Linked DNA regions of Homo sapiens: region 2 is linked to region 1. Evidence: chromatin loops called from intact Hi-C (ENCODE). Cell type or tissue: PC-3. All regions are shown on one strand. Each heading gives the region's core, and the rest is flanking DNA. Links, peaks and the distances in the headings are about the cores only. Region 1 has its middle 54 kb from the start of SAMD13. Region 2 overlaps PRKACB (protein kinase cAMP-activated catalytic subunit beta).

What was found. Peaks named below come from ENCODE experiments on the same cell type or tissue, not always from the same donor. Only the 100,000 strongest peaks of a DNase experiment are listed, where the experiment ranks them.
Region 2: a loop joins it to region 1, with 2.5 times the contacts of the local background. A loop is called at or near these places in 7 of 110 quality-filtered maps.

The regions. Positions count from the first base shown.
Region 1 is chr1:84,244,544-84,249,939 of GRCh38, forward strand. It overlaps the pseudogene NEDD8P1. Among named protein-coding and RNA genes, the nearest start is that of SAMD13, 54 kb to the right of the region's middle. In PC-3, for the core only: no CTCF peak of the experiment used is centred there; a DNase peak (open chromatin) is centred at 3,068; H3K4me3 peaks cover 1,152 bases; H3K27ac peaks cover 4,469 bases.
Region 2 is chr1:84,171,883-84,177,278 of GRCh38, forward strand. The region is part of intron 1 of PRKACB (protein kinase cAMP-activated catalytic subunit beta); the gene reads left to right. Among named protein-coding and RNA genes, the nearest start is that of PRKACB, 30 kb to the left of the region's middle. In PC-3, for the core only: no CTCF peak of the experiment used is centred there; a DNase peak (open chromatin) is centred at 2,559; H3K27ac peaks cover 932 bases.

The DNA.
Region 1 (5,396 bases), core at 61-5,060:
GGCTCTGAGAGGAGGAGGTGGTCTTAGGCAGTGATGGACCCTCCATTTTACCTCCCTACCCTGTCGCTCGTAATGAGGCATCATATATCCTCTCACTCTCTGGGACACCAGAGCCACTGCCCCCTCCCTTGGATGCCCAGTAATGTATGTCTACTGGTGGGAGACTGTGAGGACACCAGGATTCAGTATTCCTGGCCCAGAGGGCCCTTGCTGACTATTGGATGTTAGTTTGGAGTCCTGTGTGCTTCTCTCTCTTATGGCTGTGTCCCTGGTTGTCAATAAAATATTTCCTGGCCTCCTGGAAAAAAAAAAAAAATTAGTGCTATCTAGTTAGGTACCTCTCTACCTCTCTACCCTTCTGTCTCAATATGTGCACCGAGAATAGTGTAATAATGTTATCAATGGTATGAGATTTGAGGTTATTTCCTAATTCTTCCCTTATACCTTGTTGAGTTGTTTGCATTCTTTGTAATGATAAAGTAATTAATCAAAGATAAAAATAAACACGCCCAATAACAGAGCATTGATTTAATACATTTTTTTTAGATCATCAATCTTGTAAGAGTCCTACTCTTAACAAGCCATTTTCACCAGAGTTCAGTCTTAAGAAATCTTGATTCTTTAATTTCTTTTTTTTTTTTTTTTTTTTTTTTTGAGACAGAGTCTCGCTCTGTCACCCAGGCTGGAGTGCAGTGGTACAATTTCGGCTCACTGCAACCTCGTACTCCCAGGATCAATTGATTCTCCTGCCTCAGCCTCCCAAGTAGCTGGGATTACAGGCATATGCCAACACTCCTGGCTAATTTTTTTGTATTTTTAATAGAGATGGGGTTTCACCATGTTGGCCAGGCTGGTTTCGAACTCCTGACCTCAGGTGATCCATCCTCCTCAGCGTCCCTAAATGCTAAGGTTGCAAGCGTGAGCCACCGCACCCAGCCTGATCCTTTAATTTCAAGATGGAAAATGTGATACTACATCATCAATATGCTTTTGTGCAAGCCACCAGATGTCACTAAAATGGCTTCTCTAGCATTATTATTGCCATGAAGAAATGTTTCCTCTCATTCTTCATATCTCAAACTCGTGAGAACCCTTTCTTTTAACAGCCAGACCACCGTCATGTGAGGGAAAAAAAAAACCCTCTTATCTTCACTGCCAATTTCTTCACCACAATATGCTAAAAACACGTAATCAACACAACCAACTTTTTATTAAAGTTTTTACTATTTTTTAAATAGTGAGTCAAAGTCAGGAAGCACATGGCTGAGTTGGACTGTTTTCTGTCAATAAATCATGTGGTTAATTGGACATCCAAAAAAAAGCCTCTTTTATTCAAGTAGCAATGTCCTTCTTTGTCACTTACTTATCTGTTGATAACCTTATTCCTGTTTATACCATGGTTCAGAAAATAATCACTAACCAAACAGAAGTTTTTTTCCATGTGATAAAAAGCTGCTGAGTGTTTTTCCTTCATATATCACCAGCTCCTAAAATCCAATTCAGAATCTACTCATCAGCCATCTTACCTAGCTTTAAGGTAAAAATACATTGCTCTAGATTATATGCCACTGATAAGCTTTTTCTAATTTTGCTTTCCCTCCATAGATATCACTTGTCAGTTATTTGGGACTGGTTTTACAGATTTCCTAATAATAGTGTGTCCAGTACTGATTTTTGCTAAGGAGTTAGACTTTGAATCGTGCTTTTGTACTTCTGGAATTGATAGTGATCAAACACACTCTCCCTAGCAAGTGGCGGACCACACAATGAAAAGTCGTTTTTGCAAAAACAGAACAGCAGCTGACTCTCATAACCAGGAAGGCTGAGGAGGGACTTCTGTCCAATAAGATCTAAAAGATCAGAAGATATAATCAGAACTCTGCCTTTCTCTCTCCACCTCTGGGCCATGCTTTCCTCAGAATTGACTTCATCCTCAATAAGCACTCTCCATGGGGCAGAAAATGAAACCACCAGCTACTCCAGACTCACACTTTCAAAAGAGTTTTGGTCCCAGTTAAAGGAGAAGGAAGTCTCCTGCACTATATCAAGCCCGAAAAGGGACTCTGATTGTCCAGCCTGGGTCAGAGCCTGCTTCTGTGGCTGGACAAAGAGAAATACATGATTGAAAGCCTCATCAGAATTATGTGCATTGGGAGAGGGGTAGTCCTCCAAAGAAAGATGTGCTGGTCAGACAAGAAAATAGCCGATGTTCACTAAAATCTCTTCTTCACCTTTAAAAATAAAACCCAACAATTTTGTATAGAAAATAATTATTTTAAAATAAAATAATTATTTCCTGTTGTTTTGGGAAAACTTTATGGGTTGATGAGGGTGATAGATGTAACATTTCACTGATACCATACCACTTGTTAAGAAATTATCCTAATAAACAACATGATGGATGAGAAGCAAATAATTGCCCAATCCTACAAGATCTTGCTCTCAAATATTTATGACTTTTTCCTCCTCCTCCCACTTTTATTTTTCTACCACTTGTGAGAAATCATGAAACTCAAAGATTTGTTTCTCCTAATACATAGATTCAAAATTAATATTCTCAATAGAATCAGCTTCACAATTTAGGATTTAAAAATTATTATGAGTTAAAAGTATCAATTTCATTATATTCATCACCACTTTTATCTTTTAATAAAAATTTTGAAGACTTTTTAACAATAAGACATTTAACAATAACGTAATTAATGTGAAATATTATTCAAAACAAACTATACTTTGTTAAGTGAATGTTATTTTAGGGAAAATGACTAAACACTTGTGGGACATTATGGCAGTTCTAAACTTGTTTGCAGATTCTTTGACATTCCTCCTATTGAGAAGAGGGGACATTTCTCCTATTTTCCCTCCCTTTGAACGTGTGCTTACCTTGTTGACTTACTTCTAACCCATATAGTGCAGGAGAAGCAATAGTGTGACTTATAAAAGCTGGGTCATAAAAGAATAATACAGCTTCAACCTTGTTTACTGAGATACTCTAATTCGGAGATCTGAGTCACCATACAAGAAGTTCAACTATCGTGCTTACGTCAGCAGCACATATACTAAAACTGAAAGAAGTTCAACTATCGTGAAGCACAATGCTGTGAGAAAGCCCAGGCCAAACGTAGAAGCCGTACATAGTATTCACAGCAGTAGTATCTTCATGTGAAATCTGAACCAATGGCCAGCATATGTAAAGATTCCTCCAGATGATACCAGCCCCATCCGTTGAGTCACCCCCAGTGGTCAGTGATCCCAGCTGAGGCCTCAGGCATCCTGGGGCAGAGATAAGCCATTTCTTTTGTTACCTGTTTAAATTTGCGATCCATGAAATTTCTAAACATCAAAAACTGATTGTTTTAAGAGGCTAAAGTTTAGAGTAATTTGCTAGGCAGCAATAGATAAGTGGAACAGATATGCCGAACTGTTAAGCATGTAATGGGTAAAATGACAGTAAAATTCTGTTGTGTACACATCAGCTGGGCAAAAACTGAACAGCCTAATGATATAACTATAGCAAAGACGTGGAGCAATCAAAAAAAGCTCTCATACGCTGCATTGGAAATGTAAATTGGTCAACCATTTTAAAAGGAAAACTTGGCAAAATCTAGTATTAATAACATTGCCTAAGCACATGTCCTGTGACCACATGTTTCACTTATAGAAATATAGCCTAGGAAAACTCATTTGTCTACTAGGAGATAGGTATTTAAAATGTTCTTTGCAAAATTATTTGTAGTAGCAAAAAATTGGAAGCAATCTAAGTAGCCATGGAAATGAAAATGAATAAATAAGTAGAGGTAAATTTACATGATTAAATTATATACAGGTGAGAAAATAATGAATTAGACCTACAAACATCAATATGGATAAACTTCAGAAGTATAATGCTGAATGGAAAAAAGATAATTGCAGAAAATTTTCTAAATATACAGTTTATGTAAAGTTTGATTTCTTATGAAATAAGACTATTATTATTACTATAATATTTAAGGATATACATATATGTAGCAGCATAGTGGTTAATTAATTGCAAAGATTATGAAGCCAAACTAACTGGGTTCAAATTGTACATGAACACCAACTGTGTGTCTGTGGAAGAGTTACTTAATCTCTATGGACTCTTCTCACCAGCAAAATGGACCAGCCTAACCAACGTGGTGAAACTCCGTCTCTACTAAAACCACAAAAATTAGCTGGGCCTGGGGGTGGATGCCTGTAATCCCAGCTACTCAGGAGGCTGAGACAGGAGAATCACTTGAACCCGGGAGGCGGAGGTTGCAGTGAGCCGATATCGCACCATTGCACTCCAGCCTGGGCGAAGAGAGTGAACTCCGTCTCAAAAAAAAAAAAAGGGAATAATAATAATAATAATAATTATACCTATCTTATAGAAGATATAAGAAGTTAGCATTTTTAAAGCTCTTGCAAGAGTGCCTGGAACATTAAAGTGCTCCTTTGGCTAATATTGTAAATTGAAAAATTAAAAGAAGTGCATGGAAATGATAAACACCAAATGAAGGGTAATGGTTACCTATAGGGTGGAGAAAAGAAAAGAAATGGAGATGAAACTCAGGAGCTGGGGGCACAGGAATTATCCTGTGTATTATTCTATTTTATTTTATTATTAGTGCTTCCTTTCTTAACCCGGATGACACATATAAGGATGTTAATTGTATTTGTGTACATTTCTGTGTACCTTAAATATTTCATAATAATTATTGAAAACAACAAGGACTATGAGATTTCTGGGAAAATCTTAACCAAATGATCATATTAAATCTAAAAAATGACACTTCTGGACTGAGACAATGTGGAAATGCTTCTATCAATAAATAAAAACATAGAAATGCTGGGCAAAACAGAACAACAGCTCAAATGCTCAGAAATTTTCAAAAAAAAAATAAAGAAAATTTCCAGGTGCTATAAGTGAAAGGGGTACTCAAAGCCATGGTGCAAGCCAAAGCTGATACTCTTGTGGTTCATGGAGATAGTGAAGTGGCTAGAAGCTCTAGGAACTGGCCATTGGAGTTTTATTGCCCACTAGGTCAAAAGATGTTGCCTTAGGCACACACAAAAAGAGTAACGGTGATGGATACTTGTGCATTAAACTTGCAGTCTAAAAACTGAATATCAATGAAAAGGGTACTAGAAGTATCCAACCTTCATCCTTGGCCAATGGCAGAAAAGAAGTTTGTCATTTGGTGGTAAAGGTAGGGAAAAAAAAAAAAAAAGTTCGAGAAATCACATCTCCAAGCCTGGAACTTACAGAAATATGGGATCAAATGTACAGTGTGAGACTTCAAGCAGAGCAATTGATATAGACACTTGTCTGGCTAGTTAAACCCCTTTGTCAGATACAAATGCAAATTCTTATGATGGTCATGCTTTCATAACCC
Region 2 (5,396 bases), core at 190-5,189, 73 kb before region 1:
AAACAAAAAAGGTAATTTTTAAAAATCTCCCTTTTACAATAGCAACCAAAGTGCTAAAGAACCTAGGTATAAATCTAATAAAAGTGTAATAAGACCTTTAAGGGAAAAAGTATAAAATTCTACCGAGGGATATTTACCTAATCTTTAACAATCAGACATGATTTTTTATACTCATTAGATTAGCAAAAAATGGAAAGTCCAACATTAACAAATTTTGTTGAGGATATAGAGCATCAAGGATATGGTGGGACAATAAATTGATGCTACCATTTACTGAGTCATTTGTTACTGCCGAAGTTGATACTGTGCATTCCTTATCATCTAGGAATCCATTCTTAACTCCATATTGTCGGGAAACAAGACAAAATATTTGAATTCAGGCCTTTCTGGAAAATCCTTGACATATGATTGTAGTAGATATAATACTGCTACAGGAAAAAGCCTCATTGAACAATTAAGGAAGTAAAATATACTTCAAGGAGCATTTCAAAGATTGCCTGGGTCATTAGTTTTATGACTATAAATTTACTTTGAGTTTTCATTACAAAATTATGTAGGAAACATCACGAGTCAAACATGGCATGGATGGCCTACAAAATCCATAGCATCCCCAGATGGAGAGCTGTTGGGAGAGAAGGCATGTACATATGATTAGTTGTGAATGAATACACTGTGTGAATTCATAGTGTATCCATCTATCCATGTAGATGCTAGTCAAATAAGTTAATGTATTTCTTTCTAGAATGATTATTTAAATATATGTCTCATTAAAAGTGTTTATATTTTTCCATATAAAACTATAGTAAAAATTTTTATTTTTCACAGTTCAGTGAGTCAGTCAATTATGCTGTTCACTTGTAACTAAGACTTGATGAAAAATTAACAAGTAATAAAACACAGAGAGGAAAGAAGAGTAAAATAAATTTTGTAATAGGAAGTGTAACTTTCATTGCCTATTAAACTTCCAAATACTCATATATATGTGGCTTTAGTCTTTATAGAAAGACTAATTAATCATCTTAGAAATCAAAGGTAGGCATAGTCCAATCCAATAAACTGTACAATTACAACTGAAGTATTAAAGTTGTTTTTTATACTCGCTATCATTTTTAAGGTTATAGTGAATTTAGTTTGAATCAGTATGTTTAATATGATGAGGCAAGTGCCCCTTCAGCAAAGTGAACACAATTATTCTTCAGTTTCAAAGGACAGAAGATGATAATTTATTAACATATTTCCAGAGAAGAGTTTTGGTTGGTTAAAAAAAAAGGATATCCAAAGAATTTCTTGTAATCCTTATATAATACATTTTTGGTATGTATGTTCAATTGTTTTATCATTCTATTTCTATGTGCAGTACAGTAGTGAACATGTATAGATGGGTAACTTCTTGTAGGTATGTTATTTTATGTGTTATTTAATCTCTGTTTATTCTTTTTGATCAAGCACGCAAATCATCAGATGCATCTGGTAGGAAAACCCCTTTTTTTACAGAATAATTCTGTTACTTTGATTATCGTAAGCTAAATTTTTATGAGATATTTTGTGGCAATTAGAATATTTTGTGTTGAGTTTTTACAATTCTGTTTACTGAAAATATTTTTAGTGTGTGTGTATGTGGGGAGGGGGAGAGTATTTTTAGAAATACCAAATAAAGCTCTAAAGAGGTAGATATTTGAATAGGGGTGGAAGAAGATGGACTAATGCATTCCCCTAGATTTACACTTTCCAGAGATTTTTCTGCTGTTATTTAATGATAGAACTTGGTATTTTCATAGGTAACTTACCTTAGTTTCCATCCTCTTTTGTTCTTTCTGGCATGCACTAAATAATTCTTAAATAGAATAATGCTTTTATTAAGGTAAAAGAGGGAGATGAAACTAATGACAAAGTAGAAGGAGCATGAATTATTATCTTTTCAGTAACAAATTTTTAAACTGTTATTACAAAAATGACACTATTAAAAACATTATTGCTTGTGGTTCCTAATATTTTATCTTTCTCTAATAGAAAATTTTTAATAGCCCTGTTCCTTATTCCCTACAAAAATAGCCATCAACATCTAACATATTGAGACGTCTAATCCTCATCATCCCTCATTATTTTATCCTATTCCCCTCTCCCTTAGCAAAAGATCTTGCCTTCTGGTTCCCGGAAGAAATAGAATCTAGCAACTGTGAACTAACTCAGTTTACTTCTGTTTCTACCCATGCGTTGAAAAGCATCACTATGCCAAAAAATGCCTCCCTGATTCGGCATCTGCTTGCCTGTGCACTTCATCTCCCACTGATGTTTTACATGTCCCCGATGCTGCAGTTATTACAAGTCAGTTGCTGTTTCCTGGATAAACCATGCTCTTCTTCCATGCCATTTATGTAAGATCGTCTCAGCCTAGGAGGTCTTTTTCCCCAACTTTATCTGCCAGAGGAATTCTTATCTTTCAAGATTCAGCACAAATGCTGTATTCTCTATTATGCCTTACCTTACTGTCCAAGAATTTCCCCCTCCCAGCTCTCACAGCACCTTATAATTGCCTTTGTTGTAGTCTTTGTCCCATTCCATTATGATGATTCATGTAAGCTTCTCATTTCCTTAACAGTGGAAATATGTTTATTCTTTGTAGTATTCAGAGTCTAGCTCAGAATCTGACACCACTAAATGGTGCTCAATAAATACTGTTGAAAAGATTGTTAAACCAGCACTGAGGAAGTGGAATGACTGAAAAATACTAAAGTTTTTCAAAAGGAAGAAACCAGGTGTTATAATGCGTAATGTCTTTCCTACAGTAGATTTTGACTGAATAACAGAACTCCAGAGATGGTATTGCAATAGTTACAGGATATGTATGTCAATATTTGCTTCTTAATATTGTTATGAGGACTATTGTTGTGAGAACTTAAAGTTTTTGTTAGTTGTTGTTTTAAGGAAAATAAGAAGGTTATTGATTTTGGCACTAAACAATAGTTACTTATTTCTTTACCATTTAATTTGAAGATAACTTATTTGAATACATACAATCAAATAATTGAATTTCTACATTAACATTTTATTTCTGTATATAGTATTCTGAAAAAATGCGTATTGGTGACTTCATGCTAATATGTTATTCATATAATTTAATCATTTTCTAATTTATTTTTTGGACACAAGCTTGCTCCTCTTCAGAAATATCTGGTAGGCAATTACTTTTTAATAAAACAAATATTACCTTTAAAATTTTTTATTTATTGTTTGCAAGTTTTTATTTTCCTTATAAAGTTATATATTTTTAAGTATATCAAGTTAATGAAATATTTTCATTGATGAAGGAAATAGTTTGTTTAGTTTTGTTGGGTTTTATCTATATAAATGATTTATATTGTAATTTCTTGTGTGGTATTTTAGAAAGAATAACTGTAGCACCATGAAACAGTAGATGTACAAAGTAGTAGAAGAAAGATTAATACAGTAAAAGAAAGATAAATAAGTAGAAGAAAGATTTATAAACTCTTAATACAAAATATGAATGATATTCTTTTAAGAATTGGATAATGGTATACTGTGACTAACAACATACTCTTTTTATCATAAGCAGTAACCTAGTTTATCTTACACAGCAGTCAAAAATATCTAATAAATACATTTGTTAAATGTTAATAGTGAAACATTCTTATAGTGGAATTACCTGAATTATATGGGATGAAGTTATGCTGTGCCTGAATTTTCAGTCAGTTTTCCTAATGTTTAAAATAAACTTTAAAATCTGATTTTTAAACTATGTTCTATGTATAAATACATTGAAAAATTTGAGGGGGGATAAGAAGTAAGTTGTGTTTTTATGAACTTGTGAAAATGCATAAAAATTGTCTCTCTTTTTTTTTTCATCTCTTGAATGTGGGTGAATGTTCCTGCAAACAAATCTTGGGTGAACATGTAGATTCCTTTGGTATGCTCATTTCCTTTAGAATGCAATGTGATAGACTATTTAAATCATACAAACAGAAAAAATATATAATTGAAAATGTATACTTTTGGGAATAAATTAATTTTTTGTGTGTCCTCTTTTTTGTAGTATCTACTTTGTTCAATTATTTACCAGTAGAGAATAAAATGTGTTTCAGAAAAATCATTCTTTGAAGGATTTTTTTCTTAAGAAGAGTTACTAATCACTGTTAGATGCTTTGGAGATAGGTACCTATGGTCACACAGCTAGGAAGTATTAGAGCTAATATTCTAACTCAGATGTTCCAAGCTCTGAAACCATCATAATAATTTAAGTGGTTAAATGTAGATATGGCTTATATATTAGAACACAATAAGTAAACTAAATAATTGAGAACTTCAAACTATATGCTTTATAGGGAATTCTGGGTTGAATGTGGAGCAGTATTTGAATCTGGCTGTCTCTGTCACATCTTATTTTATTAATTATCTGCCAACACTTTATTTCAGTGGATAGAAATTTTTTAAATAACCAGAGAAGAGAAAGGCATTTAGAAGTTACATCCACCAATATCTAAACATAATAAAATTCAAAGCAAATGCATGTGGTTCTAGATTGCTTATTGTTTTAGGGTTACACATAATCCAATATATTGTGAAATATTTTATTTTTGGTAGATTTGTTATTAAAAGATGTATATTTTGATTAACTTATATTTTTACAAATAATTATGTTTATCTTTGCATCTACATAGTACACATAAAAACTAGAGATTTCATATGTGTAGATATTTTTATATGAAAAAAAATGTTTCAGGAACAGGTTTTCCTCATAGAACTATTTAATAACATCATACTTAGTGCCCATCCTTTAATGTACTCGAAAAGAAAATCCCTTTATATTTTGAAGTAATTCACAAAATATAATAATATATTTGATTAATACTCATTTCTGATAATTTTCACATAAGACCTTTATAAAAACTTTTCCCTACTTTTACAGTATTATTTGACAGTAAACTCAGGAATATTGATGAGTACAGAGAGTATTTTAAAGAATTTCTTGCATATTCTATTAGTGAATAAAATTAAATAATGCCGGAAATTTTTCTTTTAGCTTATCACCAGGCAGGGAAAAGGAATTTTTTTCAACTTACCATCTTTGACAAATACTGTCAGTCCTTCCTTTGATCAGTTACTTTTTTCTTAACTCCAGATCCACTTAGCATAAAGTGACAGGAGAAGCTGAAACAGGATGTTAAAGTTGTTTTTTTTACCTTCCCTTACTCTTTTCTTTGTCTCTAAATTATTTATACTCATATAGGCATCTGGAGAGTTTATATTGCAACTTGATGTGCAAGTTCTATAAATAAAAGATAACTAAAAATATTTTTCAGAAGAAACAAGGGGTATATTTTGGGAATCACAAGTTGTTTTTTCTTAAATGCCACAGTGCATGTTGCAATAAATTATGT